2 separate regions of the Homo sapiens genome follow, and region 2 is linked to region 1. A link is a contact called in ENCODE Hi-C or POLR2A ChIA-PET data. All regions are on one chromosome and are shown on one strand. The core of a region is the stretch at or near the end of the contact, and the rest is flanking DNA. Distances in the headings are between cores, read along the strand shown.

Evidence for each region. A loop is a pair of places that touch in the nucleus more often than their neighbours do. ChIA-PET counts read pairs that join two places held with the same protein, here RNA polymerase II (POLR2A). Pooled maps may share reads with other maps.
Region 2: a loop to region 1 is called in a pooled map, with 3 times the contacts of the local background. The contact joins the enhancer-like site here to the promoter of C3orf62 in region 1. A Hi-C loop is called at or near these places in 4 of 50 pooled maps. POLR2A ChIA-PET finds 5 or more read pairs at or near these places in 2 of 52 experiments (PC-9 and endothelial cell of umbilical vein).

The regions. Positions count from the first base shown.
Region 1 is chr3:49,275,686-49,279,170 of GRCh38, reverse strand. C3orf62 (chromosome 3 open reading frame 62) reads left to right here and starts at 1,939. Exons shown (of 3, transcript NM_198562.3): 1 at 1,939-2,744. The coding sequence starts at 2,299. It overlaps USP4 (ubiquitin specific peptidase 4), which reads left to right. Exons shown (of 22, transcript NM_003363.4): 21 at 269-357; 22 at 720-2,027. The coding sequence ends at 878. RefSeq lists a silencer at 1,916-2,115 and an enhancer at 2,256-2,325.
Region 2 is chr3:48,467,691-48,471,175 of GRCh38, reverse strand. It overlaps SHISA5 (shisa family member 5), which reads left to right. Exons shown (of 6, transcript NM_016479.6): 4 at 1,333-1,448; 5 at 1,603-1,815; 6 at 1,990-3,300. The coding sequence ends at 2,069. Among named protein-coding and RNA genes, the nearest start is that of TREX1, 3.2 kb to the right of the region's middle. RefSeq lists enhancers at 1,106-1,255, 2,349-3,115, 3,257-3,485. Within about 2 kb of position 2,005, at least 5 of the 41 ENCODE cell types and tissues checked have a DNase peak (open chromatin) inside an H3K27ac peak, as active enhancers do.

The DNA of each region.
Region 1 (3,485 bases), core at 690-3,189:
CTCTGTTTTTTCTATTAGTTTCCCAAAATTATAGTTTAAAATCTTGGTCCCTGACAGCTCCATTTTTAGCCTTTTGATCCTTTTTGAGAAGGAACAGATTAGAAAAGAAGGTGAGTTGTTTTTTGGTTGTTAAGACACACACTGTAAACTTTTTTAATTTCAGGGGTTTTGTTTTGGGGATTTTTGTGTTTATTTAGTGCAAGCCTAATAAGCTAGCCAGATTAATTCTCTGGAGACCGCTAGAGTATTTTCTTTGTTGACTTGGCAGACACTGCATATGCGAAGAACAAACTGAATGGTAAATGGTATTACTTTGATGATAGCAACGTGTCCCTGGCCTCTGAGGATCAGATAGTGGTGAGTAGGCCATGATATGTGGTTCTTCCTCATGTCGTTATGGATTAAAGCTGGGAAGAGCCTCTATCAGGCTAGTTGGTTATTTCATCATCCTGATGTGATAGTGGGAGCTAGGTGTGACAGAGCTGGCTGGCATTCCTTCAGGGACCTTCATAAATGAGAAGCTCAGCTCTCCTCAGAGTTCTCTGCACAAGGCTCCTTCCATTTCCTGCTGCCTGGCAGGGGCAGCCATCCTCAGGTGGAAGGGTCTCCTCTGTGTGGATATGGCAGATCCTTGAGGGTTTTGGACAGCTAGAGAAAAGCTGGGGAAAATGGGTGATTTTTCCAAGCACTGAATGGTCTTTCCCCCTCTTGTATTTCAGACTAAAGCAGCTTATGTGCTATTTTACCAACGTCGAGATGATGAATTTTATAAGACACCTTCACTTAGCAGTTCTGGTTCCTCTGATGGAGGGACACGACCAAGCAGCTCTCAGCAGGGCTTTGGGGATGATGAGGCTTGCAGCATGGACACCAACTAATGCTGACTCCACGATCCTGCCACCCTGTAGCGCCAGTGTAATCCCCCAGGAGAACATCTTTGACACTCTGCAGACTGCTAGTGTTCTGTCTAAAAACCAGACAAGGAAATACCCTTCTTTTATGAGCAGAAGGAAACAAAAAAAAAAAAAGAAGACCGTTTACCTAGAAGAAGCTATGTCAAGAGGCTGAATTATTTTTATTTTTAAACAGGTGGTGAGAAATTTCTGTGAAACCTGTGAAGCTGAAAAGGGGGTGGGATGGGGGTACTCAATGGAGTATGTCTGATGGATCCCGAAGAATGGAGAGGAACACAGGCGCTGAGTATGGAGCAGCCTGGAGACCCACCCCACCTGCAGGGCTGCCCTGAGCGCCTGGATTTCTGGTTCTGATGCCAATACTAGTCACCCCAAGTAGTCTGCTCACAGTAACCCAAACCTCAAGTAAACTCCCCTTTCCCTCGCTATGTGCACTGATATGGGTTTATAATTTTCTGAAAGTTACCCACTGAAGCCCATTTCTCCGTTGAGTCATCTTGTAATTTCCAGCTTTCTCCCCGCTAAGGAAGATATCTAGTGTTGGGGATCCTGGCCCCTCAACCTCCTGTGGAACCCAGCAGTTCTGTTATATCCCCTGCTACCCTAGATGAATTAAGACGGTTAAATACTGTGTGGAACTTTTATTAGATAACACACTTTTTATTAGATAACGCTTAAAGGAAGTCAGTACATAAAACTGCCCGGTGCTGTGTCCCGTCTAGTTGTTTCCATGTTGGCTTGAGAACAGAAATCTTTGTGGGAGTTAGCCGGGAAAGGGCTCCAGTTCATGGCGATTTAGGGTAGTAATACATTTTGGTGTTACCCAGATGCTTTCTAGAACGGGTTCTTTCCTCATCCCTGCCAAGACTCTTCCCGGGGCCCCCATTCGAAAGCCCCGTCCCCACTCCCACCGCGGGGCCAGCCGCTGCGTGTGGGCAAGGCCTTAAGGAACCGGACGTATGGGTCCGGGATTTTTTGTCTGACCTTCAACCTAATCCGTGGGGGTTTGGGGCCTGCGCGGGGCACGCGCATGCGATGACCGTTGGATGGGTCGGCGTCACTGCGCTGCGGGTGAGGACAAGGACGTGGCTGCCGACTCGCCAAAGGGGGGGTGCCGGTAGGGCCAGCGGCCTGGGAGCCGCGGTGGGGCGGGAGGCAGCGGCGGGGCGGGCCAGGAAGCTGTGGGAAGTGGGGCGGGGCGTCTTTGGGGCTTCTGGCAGATGGCGGGTTCCTCCGCGAGAGCCGAGAACCGCCTACTCCAGGAGGAAAGCCCGAGGGTTGTGGGTCCTGCTATAGCCAGGGCCAAGCTCCAGGAAATCGTGGCCATTCAGGGGTAGTTTGCAGCCTCATTTGTAACATTATTGTGTTGTCCTGTGCATTTCCAATGCATTACATAAAGACATGGTCGCTTTTAGGAGAAATGTCTGAAAAACTAAGAAGATGCAGAAAGGAACTGACTGCAGCCATTGACCGGGCCTTTGAAGGAGTTAGTTATTCCCAGGAGTGCACAGGCCAGCAGAGGCTGGAACTGAGCGCCGCGCCGCTCTCCTTCTCGCTGCCCGTGCACAGGCTCCTCTGCAGAAGACATCCTCTGGCAGCCTGCTCTTCTGCTGCTCCTTTTGCTGCTGTCCCATGTGCTCCTGAGAATGAGAACCCTGCCTTTGCAACAAACCATGCCCCGGTAAATGCAAAACCACATGCTCTGTGCCCCGAGAGAAAACCTCTAACCAGCAAGGAAAATGTATTGATGCATTCCTCCATTTTGGCACCTGAAAGAGAGTCTTGGAGAACTGCAGGAGAGGGGGAAAACTGGAGAAAAGAAAATTTAAGGTGATTCTAATTTTGATGGTTTAACAGCTACAATTAAGGGGATTCTTGTTTCTGAAAAAGTTGTTGAAGATCCTAGATTTAGTTCATGACAGTGCTCTTGCCTCCTCTTGGCAGCTCTGTGACTGCATTTGGGGAGTTGACAGACATTCTTCAGAATCTGGCCTAGGAAACAGTTATATTTTGTGTATATGTTCCAGTTGAGGGGCTAGTTGTCAATCGTTGATGTCAAAAACCAGTCATGGAAACCACTTTGCAGTACCCAAAGGGGTAGTGGATGTAAAATAACCGGGTTTTAAAAATAACCTTATTTTTTAAGTTGCAGAAACAAAAGTCTTAATTCCATCTTAACTCCTGTGTTTGAATCTGGACACTGGGGCCTTTGATACCCTCCTTTGCCCACATTAGGGAGAGGCTTAATTGAAGGCTGGGCCCTACTTCCTGGCTTCATCTTTGCCTCTGCTCCCCGCTCTTACCCCAGATCTTTTTGGACCATCACCAGGTCTCTTCTAGACTTTTTCTTCTCCCGAGTAACTTGAAATTGCCTGGTCCCAGGCACCTTGACTTGGAGAAGGGATGAATGTATGAGATGAAACTTCAGGCCGGGCGCGGTGGCTCACACTTGTAATCCCAGCACTTTGGGAGGCCGAGGCGGGCAGATCACGAGGTCAGGAGATCGAGACCATCCTGGCTAACACGGTGAAACTCTGTCTCTACTAAAAATACAAAAAATTAGCCGGGCGT
Region 2 (3,485 bases), core at 756-3,255, 810 kb after region 1:
CATGCCTGTGGTTCCAGCTACTGGGGAGGCTGAGGTGGGAGAATCACTTGAGCCTGGGAGGTGGAGGCTGCAGTGAACTGTGATCATATCACTGCACTCCAGCCTGGGCAACAGAGTGAGACCCTGTCTCAAAAAATAAATTAAAAAAGAAAAAGAATGAAGCTTGGCCTCTGCAAACACGGCAGGGTGGCTAGTAAGGGGCTCTGTCTGCATTTGGAAGTCAGGTTTTTTTTTTTTTCTTTCATTTTTGAGACAGAGTTTTGCTCCTGTCCCCAGGCTGGAGTGCAATGGCGTGATCTTGGCTGAATGCAACCTCTGCCTCTCGGGTTCAAGCGATTCTCCTGCCTCAGCCTCCCAAGTAGCTGGGATTACAGGCACCCGCCACCGTGCCCGACTAATTTTTGTATTTTTAGTAGAGACAGGGTTTCACCATGTTGGCCAGGCTGGTCTCGAACACCTCACCTCAGGTGATCCGCCCTCCTCGGCCTCCCAAAGTGCTGAGATTGCAGGCATGAGCCACTGCCCCCTCCTAGAAGTCAATTTTGGTGAGCTTCCCAGCCCAGGGCCTGCTTTCTCAAAGGGCAGGCCCTCTGGCCTCCTGCCTCCAGGCCTCTGTGTCCTCCCCTTGGCTCTTGGCCCTCTCACCTGTGGAAGTGGCCATGCAGGTCAGAGGTGGGGGACCCAGGGGTGTGTGTGACCCCTGGCACGGTGCTTGGCATACAGCAAGCTTGCAGGCAGAGGCAACTGTCCTTATCACTCAGGGGCCAGCCTCCCTGCCCTGGGGCTGTTGTGGAGTGCAGGGGAACAATGGGGGCCTCCTGTTCTGGCCACACTGGCCTCTGCCCTCCTGGGGCTTCTCTCAGTCTTCACCCTGTGCTTTGTGAGCCATGTTATCTTCACTGTCTGCCTCCTACACTGGACTGTGGGCTCCCAGAGGCCAGGGCTGGCTGTCTTGCCCACTGTTAAGTTTTTTGACTCAAATCACAGTGCCTGGCTTGTGGCATGTGCCCTATACCCATCTGCTGATCAGTTGGTTGTGAGGTGGACAAGATAGATGTATGTGTGTGGCATGGGACTTGAAGAGCTTCCTCCCATGCCTCTGAGGGTGGGACAAGCGGGGGAGACCCAGGGAGAGACAGTTACAGGGACTCACATATACCCCAGTTTACACAAGAGGAAACAGATTGAAACAGGTGCAGGCCACCCGACAAGGAAGTAGCTATAACTGTATTGCCCAGACCCCTTCTGGCAAGAGGGGCATGCCTTGGGAAGGTGTGGATGCTGGTCTGGGGAGGGGCGAGGTGCCCCGGGTCACGTCTAGCTCTTTGGCAGGTTCGGAGCGACCTTGGCCGTTGGCCTGACCATCTTTGTGCTGTCTGTCGTCACTATCATCATCTGCTTCACCTGCTCCTGCTGCTGCCTTTACAAGACGTGCCGCCGACCACGTCGTAAGCGTGCCCACCCTGCCCCACTGTGACCCCCTGGGGTGGTAAGGGAAGCTGACCAGGCCCTGCTTTGGCTAAGCTGGAGGGATGGGTGGCAAGCCTGGCTCTCAAGACCTGGGGAGATGGAGGAGGGTCCTGACTGGAATTCTCTTTGCAGCGGTTGTCACCACCACCACATCCACCACTGTGGTGCATGCCCCTTATCCTCAGCCTCCAAGTGTGCCGCCCAGCTACCCTGGACCAAGCTACCAGGGCTACCACACCATGCCGCCTCAGCCAGGGATGCCAGCAGCACCCTACCCAATGCAGTACCCACCACCTTACCCAGCCCAGCCCATGGGCCCACCGGCCTACCACGAGACCCTGGCTGGTGAGTGCCCCTGCCAACTCTAGCCCTGCCCGACTTCCCGAGTCTCTGCCAGCATCCCTCGGGCACCCATCCCAAACTACATCACTCAACAGGCCTCTGCCCCTTTCTGCTTGCCTGCCACTCACACGGCAGCCCACCATGCTCACAGCCAACCAGGGTCCTCTCTGCTTTCAGGAGGAGCAGCCGCGCCCTACCCCGCCAGCCAGCCTCCTTACAACCCGGCCTACATGGATGCCCCGAAGGCGGCCCTCTGAGCATTCCCTGGCCTCTCTGGCTGCCACTTGGTTATGTTGTGTGTGTGCGTGAGTGGTGTGCAGGCGCGGTTCCTTACGCCCCATGTGTGCTGTGTGTGTCCAGGCACGGTTCCTTACGCCCCATGTGTGCTGTGTGTGTCCTGCCTGTATATGTGGCTTCCTCTGATGCTGACAAGGTGGGGAACAATCCTTGCCAGAGTGGGCTGGGACCAGACTTTGTTCTCTTCCTCACCTGAAATTATGCTTCCTAAAATCTCAAGCCAAACTCAAAGAATGGGGTGGTGGGGGGCACCCTGTGAGGTGGCCCCTGAGAGGTGGGGGCCTCTCCAGGGCACATCTGGAGTTCTTCTCCAGCTTACCCTAGGGTGACCAAGTAGGGCCTGTCACACCAGGGTGGCGCAGCTTTCTGTGTGATGCAGATGTGTCCTGGTTTCGGCAGCGTAGCCAGCTGCTGCTTGAGGCCATGGCTCGTCCCCGGAGTTGGGGGTACCCGTTGCAGAGCCAGGGACATGATGCAGGCGAAGCTTGGGATCTGGCCAAGTTGGACTTTGATCCTTTGGGCAGATGTCCCATTGCTCCCTGGAGCCTGTCATGCCTGTTGGGGATCAGGCAGCCTCCTGATGCCAGAACACCTCAGGCAGAGCCCTACTCAGCTGTACCTGTCTGCCTGGACTGTCCCCTGTCCCCGCATCTCCCCTGGGACCAGCTGGAGGGCCACATGCACACACAGCCTAGCTGCCCCCAGGGAGCTCTGCTGCCCTTGCTGGCCCTGCCCTTCCCACAGGTGAGCAGGGCTCCTGTCCACCAGCACACTCAGTTCTCTTCCCTGCAGTGTTTTCATTTTATTTTAGCCAAACATTTTGCCTGTTTTCTGTTTCAAACATGATAGTTGATATGAGACTGAAACCCCTGGGTTGTGGAGGGAAATTGGCTCAGAGATGGACAACCTGGCAACTGTGAGTCCCTGCTTCCCGACACCAGCCTCATGGAATATGCAACAACTCCTGTACCCCAGTCCACGGTGTTCTGGCAGCAGGGACACCTGGGCCAATGGGCCATCTGGACCAAAGGTGGGGTGTGGGGCCCTGGATGGCAGCTCTGGCCCAGACATGAATACCTCGTGTTCCTCCTCCCTCTATTACTGTTTCACCAGAGCTGTCTTAGCTCAAATCTGTTGTGTTTCTGAGTCTAGGGTCTGTACACTTGTTTATAATAAATGCAATCGTTTGGAGCTGCTGCCCCCTTTCTTCCTGGCCTCGGCTGCTGGAATTGGAATCAGGCTGTACTCTTTCCATCCATTTGGGCTTCTCTGTGTTTTCCCTACTTTTACTGGGCTCAGATAGTTGACCATCCTGCTAGGGAAAGTGAGGGACAAACACTGTGCCCTCCTCCCCAGGTCCCTGGGTGTGGGCAGAG